Regions from separate parts of the Homo sapiens genome. Here region 1 is linked to region 2. A link is an interaction called in ENCODE POLR2A ChIA-PET data of the cell type or tissue named here. Cell type or tissue: Caco-2. All regions are shown on one strand. Each heading gives the region's core, and the rest is flanking DNA. Links, peaks and the distances in the headings are about the cores only.

What was found. Peaks named below come from ENCODE experiments on the same cell type or tissue, not always from the same donor. Only the 100,000 strongest peaks of a DNase experiment are listed, where the experiment ranks them.
Region 1: POLR2A ChIA-PET joins it to region 2 with 5 read pairs; 4 of 35 experiments call an interaction of 5 or more read pairs at or near these places.

What each region holds. Positions count from the first base shown.
Region 1 is chr9:131,144,871-131,150,243 of GRCh38, reverse strand. NUP214 (nucleoporin 214) reads right to left here. Exons shown (of 36, transcript NM_005085.4): 13 at 3,940-4,115; 14 at 2,660-2,754. Among named protein-coding and RNA genes, the nearest start is that of NUP214, 22 kb to the right of the region's middle. RefSeq lists a silencer at 168-462. In Caco-2, for the core only: no CTCF peak of the experiment used is centred there; no DNase peak of the experiment used is centred there.
Region 2 is chr9:131,303,199-131,308,571 of GRCh38, reverse strand. PLPP7 (phospholipid phosphatase 7 (inactive)) reads right to left here. Exons shown (of 2, transcript NM_032728.4): 2 at 1-649. The coding sequence ends at 285. Among named protein-coding and RNA genes, the nearest start is that of PLPP7, 16 kb to the right of the region's middle. In Caco-2, for the core only: no CTCF peak of the experiment used is centred there; a DNase peak (open chromatin) is centred at 3,353.

The DNA of each region.
Region 1 (5,373 bases), core at 154-5,153, 160 kb after region 2:
GCGCTCCTGTAACACAGTCATTATTTCTTCACTCATTGTAACGAATCCTTATTTATAGGGTCTCTACTTTGTGTAAGGCATGTTCTAGACAGTGCAGGTAGAGGTGAACAAGTAGATGAGGGCCCAACTCTTATGGAACTTACCTCCTACTGGGACATGTTGAATAATAAAATATAAACACATCTGATAATTTCAGTTGGAGAACAAACAGGGAAACATAAAGAGAATAAAAAAGGGCACTACTTCAGATGAGATGGCCAAGAAAGCCCTCACTGCGGGCTGCCATCTGAACGGAGGCTGCAAGCAGAAAGCAAGCTATGAGATCTTCAGGAAGCACCTGCCAGGCACCAAGAAAGGCAAGTGCAGAGGTCTCAAGGCAGGAGAAACCTTAGCAAAGAAAAAAAGTAAATGTGGGCTCTGTGAAGTCAGGGGAGGCGTTGTAGAGGGCAGGGGTAGAGTCAGGAAGGCAGGCCGGGGTAGGTCATATAAGGTCACACCAAGGAGTTTGGGTTCTATTCTAAACGTGTTGGAAAGCTACTACTGGTGTTTTACAAGAGTTTAAATCTCCTTTATGATTTAAAAGATCCCTCTTGCTGCTATGTAGAGCAGGGATAGCAGAGAGAGTAGTCGAGAGGTTAACAAGGTGAGAGGTGCAACAGCTTGACACAGGATGCTAGCAGGGGGACAGAGCTGTGGGCTTATGACATGTGACACAGCAGAGGGTGGAGCTGACAAGACCTCCCGCCAGCCTGGACTGGGGACAGGTACTGTTAAAGAGAGGGATCTAGGATGCTTCGGGGCTTGGGGCTTGTGCAAACATCTGGTTTGTTAGTGCTACTTACCCATTGGAAAAGGACTAGCCTCTAGGGGAGACAGAAATCAAGAGTTCTGCTTTAAAGATACTATAATTTGAAATGCCCTTTAGACTATTTGATACTTACAACGATTAACACTAGAGAGGTCTTAGACTGCATCAGCATTCATTAACAGCAAACATTTATTTGACAAACACTGTATGTCATGCATCATGCCACACCGTGAACTGTGACCTGGGCACTTACTATGTACCTAGTACAGGTGTGTGTTAGGGTACAAGGGTTGGTTAGAGGGACACAGAAAGGAAAAGACATAACGCTTATTCTCAGGGCACTCAAGTAATCACGTGGGAAACTGACATACAATTCTCTTTACATTATACCATAAAAATAAACTGAGATGATGGACTACAAATCTAAATATGAAAGATAAAATAATAAAGCTTTTAGAAAAACATCTTTTTGACCTTGAAATAGAAAATTATTTCTAAAACATGAAAAGCATTAATCATAAAAGAAAAAACTGATATACTTAATTATATTAAAATGAAGAATGTGTATTCATCAAAGAAACAAAAAAGACAATGAATAGACAATTCACAGTGAGAACATATTTGCACTGTATGTGTGTGCGTGTGTGTGTGTATTCAAGGAACTCACTCTTAAAAATCAGAAGGAAAAAGCCAGACAATCCAACAGAAAAACAGAATAAAGACATGAACAGACACAACATAAAAGAAAATATTCAAATGGCCAATAATCATCTTTTAAAAAGCTTAATTTTGCTAATCATTAGAGAAATACAAATTAAAACCACAAAACCATACAACAAAAGATGAAAAATACCAAGAGTGGCAAGTATGTGGAGCAGCCAGAAGTCTCATACACTCTTGGTGGGAATCTACTAATGAGGAATACATGCAGATTCTATGACCCAGCAATCTCACTCATAGGGATACACCCAAGAGAAACTTGCATATGTGTTCATTGAAGATGTCAACTGGAACGGTCATAGCAGTGCTACATACAATGGCTTAAACCTGGAAACTACTCAAGCGCCCATCAGAGTGGAACAAATAGTTGTAATATAATCACACAATAAATTCCATACAACGACATGGATAAATCTCACAAACATAATGTTGAACAAAGCAGCCAGATACAAGAATACATACTGTACAAATCCACTTGATAGGAGGTACAGGCAGGCTAACCTCATCTATGCTGTTGGAAATCAAATCAGCTACTCTTTGGCAAGAGTAGTGACTAGAAGGGGACAGGTGAAAAAGAACTCTGGGGTTCTGGCCTCCGCCTCCCGGGTTCAAGTGATTCTCATGCCTCAGCCTCCTCAGGAGCTGGGACTACAAGTACGTGCCACCACGCCCGGCTAATTTTTGCGTTTTTAGTAGAGACGGGGTTTCACCATGTCGACCAGGCTAGTCTCGAACTACTGGCCTCAGGTGATCCGCCCGCCTTGGCCTCCCAAAGTGCTGGGATTACAGGCATGACCCACTGTGCCCAGCCAGGTTCTCGTAAAATTCTGTTTCTTGATCTGGATGCTAGTTACCAAGGTATGTTCAGTTGTTGACAATTCACTGAGCTGTACATGTATCATGTGTACTTTTTTCTATTTGTATTATACATGAATAAAAAATTAAAATAGCTAAATGGCTTTTACGAGTATACAAGTATTCAAACCTCGCACTTTGGTATTTACTATCACATAGTCCCAATTACTATGTCCAAGGTCTGAATTATAAAACATGAAAACTCATTTTATTCATAGGTATGCTTGGGGCAGTAAATTAATAAACACAAACATTGCAAGCTGAATTTAAACATACCTGGGGAGAGCCTGGCTTTGCCGCTGGAGGGGTTATCCTGGGTGATTTCTGTACCATTGAGGGCACTGGGCTTGAACTGCCCTGAGCAGATCGTCCTGCTTGAAAAAGAAGTCAGTTAAAATAGATGGCATTTATTACCTTTATTTCTCCTATCACAAATGTCCTTTCTCCAAATCTAAGAAATTAAGTTACACATTGCCCCTGGCCCACTTTCATGATTTATTTTAAAGAGTGATGACCACCAGTTGTGCTAGCCTCTGTTCTAAGATAATGAAAAAAATATATTAAAATTTTAGGAGCCAGGTATGGTGGCTCAAACCTGTAATCCTAGCCTTTTGGGAGGCTGAGGCAGGAGGATTGCTTGAGCCCAGGAGTTTGAGACCAGCCTGAGCAACATGGCAAGACTTTGTCTCTACAAAAAAATTTAAAAATTAGCCGACGGTGGTGGTACATGCCTGTAGTCCCAGCTACTCAGGAGGCTAAGGTGGGAAGATCGCTTGAGCCCAGGAGGTAGAGGCTGCAGTGATGTGCTTGGGTGAGAGAGTGAGAGGGTCTCAAAAAACAAAACAAAACTTCCTGTTTACAGTATGACTGACTGTGAAAATATGAATATAATCACTGCAGGTACTCTCTCCTCTGTACTTTTTTTTTTTTTTGAGACAGAGTCTCGCTCTGTCGCCAGGCTGGAGAGCAGTGGCGTGATCTCGACTCCCTGCAATCTCTGCCTCCTAGGTTCAAGTGATTCTCCCGCCTCAGCCTCCTGAGTAGCTGGGATTACAGGCACCCACCACCACACCTGGCTAATTTTTGTATTTTTAGTAGAGATGGGGTTTTGCCATGTTGGCCAGGCTGGTCTCGAACTCCTAACCTCCGGTGATCCACCTGCCTTGGCCTCCCAAAGTGCTGGGTTTATAGGCGTGAGCCACCGCACCCCGCCAAACAACTCTTGTGCCTGTGCTTCTTAAAGAACTGTTATGTAACTGCTCTTCATGGAGGGCAGGCTCCATATGAAAATAAATGCCCAAGAGCAAGGCATTTTTGACTCATTAAATACACTTAGCTCCATAAGAAGTGTCAGAGAGAAGAGTGGCAGCATTTAAGCAAGAGCAAATCTCCCAATTCAGAGTATGAAAATCACAGCACATTAATCATTAATGTATGATACAGGAAGCAAGAAAAAATAACCTTGTCCAACTATGTTAGCTACGACTCTTAACACTTAAAACCGTTAATCTGAGAAGGCAGGGCTGAGGTCTAAAGTTGTCTGCTTAAAATCATACCTGATGGTGAGGGCAAGACTGAGGACTTCAATGGCACGGAACTAGGTGGTGCTGAGAGAGGTGTGGGGTGGCTGAGTGGTCCAGAAGCAGCTGGCTTGGAGGCAGAAGAGAATGGCGACATCGGGGGTGCGCTCTGGGAGCTACTAACAGGAGTAGAGGTAGCTGCAGCAGTAAACCTGAAAAATGGCAGCCTGAAGGCCTCAGAAGAGCCTGCTAGAAGATTCTTTTACACTAGCATGAGCAATGTCATCAAAAGATAACTTATTATCTTTTATGTTAACTTACAAAGATAACATACTTTTTGCCTTCAGGAAACAAAAATGTTTAGCTATTTCTTATAAAAGGTGAAAGCTGCAAGGAAACATTTATCTTTTCGTCTGCTTATTTAGGAATTAATTATTCAGGGGAAATATCAAAACTAAGTTTATCACAATATGAAATACCAAGTTTATCATGATATGAAATACTATTGTTTCCAGCTGAGTTTTAAACAGGAGGTGGGACACAATTATGCTTAGGAGAGTTAGTACTTTCTCTTACCAAGGAAATTACTGAGAACTCGTTTTGAGAGTGAGCACCTTCTCTGGGGAGTGAAAAAGGAAGAGGAATGCAGGGAACTGTCTTTGGGATACTTATGGCCTAAAGGAAATGTAAAGTCGGTTCCACCTAAAGAGCAAAAGTCTGTAGACAATCTAAACTCCAGCATTAGATGACTGGTCAGATAAACTGTGGTGCAGTCAACAAAATGGAACACTATGCAACCCTTAGCATGAAGTGGATGTGTGCCAATTCAGTATTAACAGTAACTGTGGTGGCAGCAGCACCACCATAGCAACAACAGATAGTACAGGCAAGTAGGGAAAAAGCTGGTAGTACTTATACTCGATGGTTATCTTGGGAACTCATGGTTATCTTGGGAGGGGTTACAAGATATAAGGGATTGCTTCCCTCCAAAAGCTTACATTCTAGTGGGAAGAAAAGAACAAGATAAAGAAGTAAATAAATAAGAAATGAGTGAGCTGCCCGACCCAGATCTGGAGGAAACTGGATACCAACCTAAGAATTAGCAGTGAGCAGCCACGGGGCTTCATAGGGACTGTCAAGCAGAAGAATCACCTAACAATTTACAGTGTCACAAGATGACTTTGTGGCTGTGTAGACAGCAGTTCAGAGAGAGTTAAGGGTAGACACAGGGAGGAAAAAAGACTACAAGGGATTCATTTCCCTTCCAGGATGCATACTCTGGATTGCTTCTTTTTTTAAAATAAGGAATATTTCCTACATTTGTAACGTAAAAAAGCAAAACAAATACCTGAATATAAATCCCATAGTCAAAAAAATAAAATGCTAGCTAAGAGACCCTTCTGGACTCTATTCACTGATGAAATGCCAGTATTTTATGTTGGTTGAATTTTTGCCATTTGCAAGTATCAC
Region 2 (5,373 bases), core at 314-5,313:
GCAGAAGCTAAATAGGGCTGTCCCCATGGGTGGGTCCTGGCTGCCTAGAGAGGAGACTTGGAGTCCAAGCAAAGGGGCAAGAGGCCTGGCACTGCCAAACACGCTTGTCTCCGGGAGGGGTGGCCTGGGTTCGCCAGCCTCCAGCCAGGAGGGGAAGATGAGGTGGGGGTGGCCGCTCTGACTCCTGGCCGCTCTGTTCCACCCACGCCCGCCACCTCGCCACCCCCTGCCCCTTCTCTAGGGCCAGCCCTGCCCCCAGAGGCTTGTGTGGGCCGGCGGGCGCTTCACCAGGCAGAGATGAGCATCTGGCAGGTGCTGGAGGGCATCCAGACCAGCTCCACCAGACGGAACTGGAGGTAGCCGATGACAAAGCCGGAGAGGACGTCCGTGACGTGGTGGCGGCCGATCATCACGCGGGACAGGCCCACGCAGAGGGCCCAGAGCACCAGCAGCACACGCAGGGGCACCGCCAGCACCAGGTGGCTGAGGAAGAACTTGGACACCATGGCGGCGCGGCTGGCGTGCCCGGCCGGGAAGGCGTAGATGTCCATGGTGAGGTAGTCCAGGAGGCTGGGGCTCGTCTCGTACGGGCCGCGCCGCTTGATGAGCTTCTGCACGCCGGCCACCGTCATGATGTCCAGGAGCAGGGCTGTTGGGGGGAGACAGAGGCCCCTGGGCCATCAGGGCCACCAGCCAGGCCCAGGCCCTGGCCCCCCACATTTCCACCTCGCCTCCCCTTTCTGCTCCTCACTCAGGCCACTCAGCCACACTGACCCCCAGGCAGGGTCCCCTCTCAGGCTGTTGCCTTTGCTGTCTCCCCTGCCCGGCACATCCTGCCTTCCTGTAGCTACTTCCTTTAGCGGAGAAGCCTTCCCTGACCACGCTGTTTGTAAAAAGCCCCCACCACGCTGTCTCCCCTCACCTTGTTTAATTTTTTCATACAGCTTTTCTCATGCCCTGACATAATACGCATTTTATTTCTTTGGGTTTTTTTTTTTTTTTTTTTTTTTTTTTTTTTTTGAGACAGAGTTTCACTTTGTCAACCAGGCTGGAGTGCAGAGGTGAGATCTTGGCTCACTGGAACCTCCGCCTCCCGGATTCAAGCGATTCTCCTGCCTCGGCCTCCTGAGTAGCTGGGATTACAGGCACCCACCACCACGTCCAGCTAATTTTTGTACTTTCAGTAGAGATGGGGCTTTGCCATGTTGGACAGACTGGTCTCAAACTCCTGACCTCAGGTGATCCACCCGCCTCAGCCTCCCATTGTGCTGGGATTACAGGTATGAGCCACTGCGCCCGGCCCTTTTTCCTTTTTTTTTTTTTTTTGATACAGGGTCTTGCTCTATTGCCCAGGCTGTAGTGCAGTGGCCTGATCTTGGCTCACTGCAACCTCCACCTCCTGGGTTCAAGGAATTCTCATACTTCAGCCTCCCGAGTAGCTGGGATTACAGGTGCACACTACCATGCTTGGCTAATTTTTTGTATTTTTGGTAGAGATGGGGTTTTGCCATGTTGGCCAGGCTGGTCTCCAACTCCTGGCCTCAGGTGACCTGCCCGCCTCAGCCTCCCCAAGTGTTCACCCATTACAGGCGTGAGCCACTGTGCCCAGCCCCATTCCCATTTTTCAAAAATTGAAGCAAAATTTACATCTTGTACAGTGAACCATTTTAGAGTGCACGCTTCAGCGGCATTCAGCACATCACAATGTCAGCAGCCACCTCCTCTCTCTAATTTCAAAACATTTCATCATCCCAAAAGAATGCCCCATACCCACGAAGCAGCCACTCCCCATCCCCTTCTCTCCAGCCCCTGGGACACCACCAATCTGCTTTCCTCTAGAGGATTTGCCTCCTCTAGACACTCCATGTAAATGGAATCAGACAGCATGTGGCCTTTTGTGTCTGCCTTCCTTTCCTTAGCATAATGTTTCCAGCATCCACCCATGTGGCAGCGCTTCATTCCTTTTCATGGCCGAATAATATTCCACTGTATGGATGGACCACTATTTGTTCATCTTCTCTTTCTTTTTTTTTTTGAGATGGAGTCTCGTTCTGTTGCCCAGGCTGGAGTGTGGTGGCATGATCTCGGCTCACTGCCCACCTCCCGGGTTCACGTGATTTTCGTGCCTCAGCCTCCTGAGTAGCTGGGATTACAGGCGCACGCTGCCTCGCCTGGCTAATTTTTGTATTTTTAGTAGAGACGGGGCTTTGCCATGTTGGCCAGGCTGGTCTCAAACTCCTGACCTCAAGTGATCCGCTTGCCTTGGCCTCCCAAAGTGCTGGGATTACAGACATGAGCCACCGCGCCCGGCCTCTTTATTTTATTTGATTTTTTTGAGACAGAGTCTCGCTCAGTCATCCAGGCTGGAGTGCAGTGGTGCCATCTCGGCTCACTGCAAGCTCCGCCTCCTGGGTTCACGCCATTCTCCTGCCTCAGCCTCCTGAGTAGCTGGGACTACAGGCGCCTGCCACTACGCCTGGCTAATTTTTTGTATTTTTAGTAGAGACGGGGTTTCATCGTGTTAGCCAGGATGGTCTCGATCTCCTGACCTCGCGATCCGCCCGTCTTGGCCTCCCAAAGTGCTGGGATTACAGGCGTGAGCCACCGCACCTGGTGTTTTTTTTTTAAGAGACGGATGTCTCTGGCTGGGCACGGTGGGTCACACTTATAATCCCAGCACTTTGGGAGGCTGAGATGAGCATATTGCTTGAGCCCAGGAGTCCGAGACTAGCCTGGGCAACATGGCAAAACCCTGTTTGTACAAAAAATACAAAAATTAGACATGTGTGATGGCATACGCCTGTAGTTTCAGCTATCAGGAGGCTGAGGTGGGAGGATTGCTTAAGCCCAGGAGTCTGAGACCAGCATGGGCAACATGGCAAAACCCCATCTCTACAAAAAAATACAAAAATTAGCTGAGTGTGGTGGTGCACGCCTCTCATCCCAGCTACCCAGGAGGCTAAGGTGACAGAGTGAGACCCTGTCTTAAAAAGAGAGAGAGAGGGAAACAGAGAGACAGAGATGGTGTCTCTTTCTGTTGCCCAGGCTGGAGTGTAGTGGTGCAATCATAACTCACTGTAACTTTGAATTCCTGGGCTCGAGAGATCCTCCTCCCTCAGTCTCCTGAGCCACCGAGACTACAAGTGTGCCACCATGCCCAGCTAATTAAAAAAAAATTTTTTTTTTACAGATGGGCATCCCACTTTGCTGCCTAAGATGGTCTCAAACTCCTGGCTTCAAGCTATCTTCCTACCTCAGCCTCCCAAAGTGCTGGGATTCCAGGCGTGAGCCACTGTGCCCGGCCACAATTTGTTTATCCATTCATCTATTGATGGCTATCGAGTTGTTTGCGCCTTTCGGCTGCCGTGACTCATGCTGCTATGCACGTGTGTGCAAGTGTTTGCCGAGTGCCTGTTTTCAGTTCTTTTGGTAGATCCCTAGGACTGGAGTCGCTGGTTGGTAATGACAGTAACTCTGTGTGTGACTCTTTGAGGAACCCCACTGTTTTCCCCAGCAACTGCGCTGTGTCATTCCCCCCTTTATAGAGGACAAGATGAACCCCTGGAGCTCAGAGCACTCATACCTGAGGCTCTTGCTTTCTGGAATGTTCCACTCTTTCCCAACTCACCACCTCAGGGACCTGCCCCGGCCTTCCAGACAGCTCAGGCCCTGAATGGTTCAGTCTCAACATCTGGCCCTCTGTTTCGTGGCTTTTCCCCCGCAGTCACTGAGGCATCTGTTGGGAGGTGAGGGTTCGCTGTCTGCGGCATGAAGTCATCACTTCGTGGAGGCAGGGGCTGTGCCTGTTTGTTCATAGGTTTTTTTCCCCGTGGCTAGAAACAGAGCCACAGTCTCCAAACGTAGTTGAGTTACTGGCCTGAGGCTCATAACCAGCGAGGTGGGCTCTTTCCTTCCTTTTCTTTTTCTTTATTTTTTTGAGACAGAGTCTCACTCTGTCACCCAGGCTGGAGTACTGCAGCATGATCTTGGCTCACTGCAATCTCCGCCTTCCGGGTTCAAGTGATTCTCCTGCCTCAGCCTCCCGAGTAGCCAGGACAACAGGTACCTGACACCACGGCTGGCTAATTTCTGTATTTTTAGTAGAGACGGGGTTTCGCCATGTTGGCCAGGCTGGTCTCGAACTCCTGACCTCAAGGGATCTGCCCACCTCCGCCTCCCAAAAAGTGCTGGGATTCCAGGCGTGAGCCACTGCGCCTGGCCTTTCTTTCCCCATTTCGGAAACACAGGGGAGACCTGGATCTCCATCGTGTCTCTGCCACACCCTGCTGTGTGGCCTTGGGGGGCTGCTCCGCCTTTCTGTGCCGAGAGAGGAAGGCACCATGCCAGGACCCCAGTTTCACCCAGCTGATCTGAGTGGCACCCAGACCGCCAATGTGGGGGTTCCAGGTCAACCCTCCACACCCTTAGAAAGGCCCTTGGGGCTCACACCCTCTGACCTGGGGGTGGGGGTGGCATCAGCAGGCCAGACAGCACCCCCAGGGCAGGTACAGAGTCGGCAGGGAGCCCGTGCCCCTGCCCCCTGTGCTTCCCCATCTCAGGTGACCTTGGGGACCCCAGTGAGGTCACAGCTCCTGCAAGCCCTGCCTCACGGACAGTGAAGACAACACCCACAGTGCAGTGTGGTGGCAAAGCTCACAGGCATCACAGCCAGAGACCCAGCTGTGAGCTCCAGCCCTGGAGCCTCCCAGCTGTGTGACCTCAGGCAAACCACCTAACTTTCCTCACCTGTGAGACGAAGCTCAGGGACACCCACCTCCCAGAGGGGGCCAGGCACCATGCCTGCAGGCAGGTTGCTGACTGCAGGGTGACAAGGTTTCACTGGGACAGAGGGGTTTCCTAGGACACAAGATATTCAGTGCTAAAGCATGGAAGTCGCAGCAAATGATTGAGTTGGTCCCCCAAACGCCTGGCCCACCAGGAGGGCTGGATAAAGGTGGGGGGTTATGACTCAATGACAGTTCAGTGCAGCCAGATGCTGGGAGCTTTCCTAGAAAACTTTTCAGTATTTATCGGAATGTTCAGCTCTTGGCAGAAATGGAAAAAAAGTAAAAAAAAAAAAAAAGACACAGAAGATGCTATTCACTGCAGAACATTTACAAAACAGAAAACAAAAGTTAGAGTTTAAATCACCTGTAATCCTGCCCCTCAGAGGTAGTCATTGTTCCAGACCTTTCCATCCACTTATAGAGCACAGCTTTTTTTTTTTTTTTTTTTTTTTAAGACAGAGTTTCCCTCTTGTTGCCCAGGCTGGAGTGCAATGGTGTGATCTCGGCTCACCACAACCTCCGCTTCCCAGGTTCAAGCGATTCTCCTGCCTCAGCCTCCCGAGTAGCTGGGATTACAAGTGTGTGC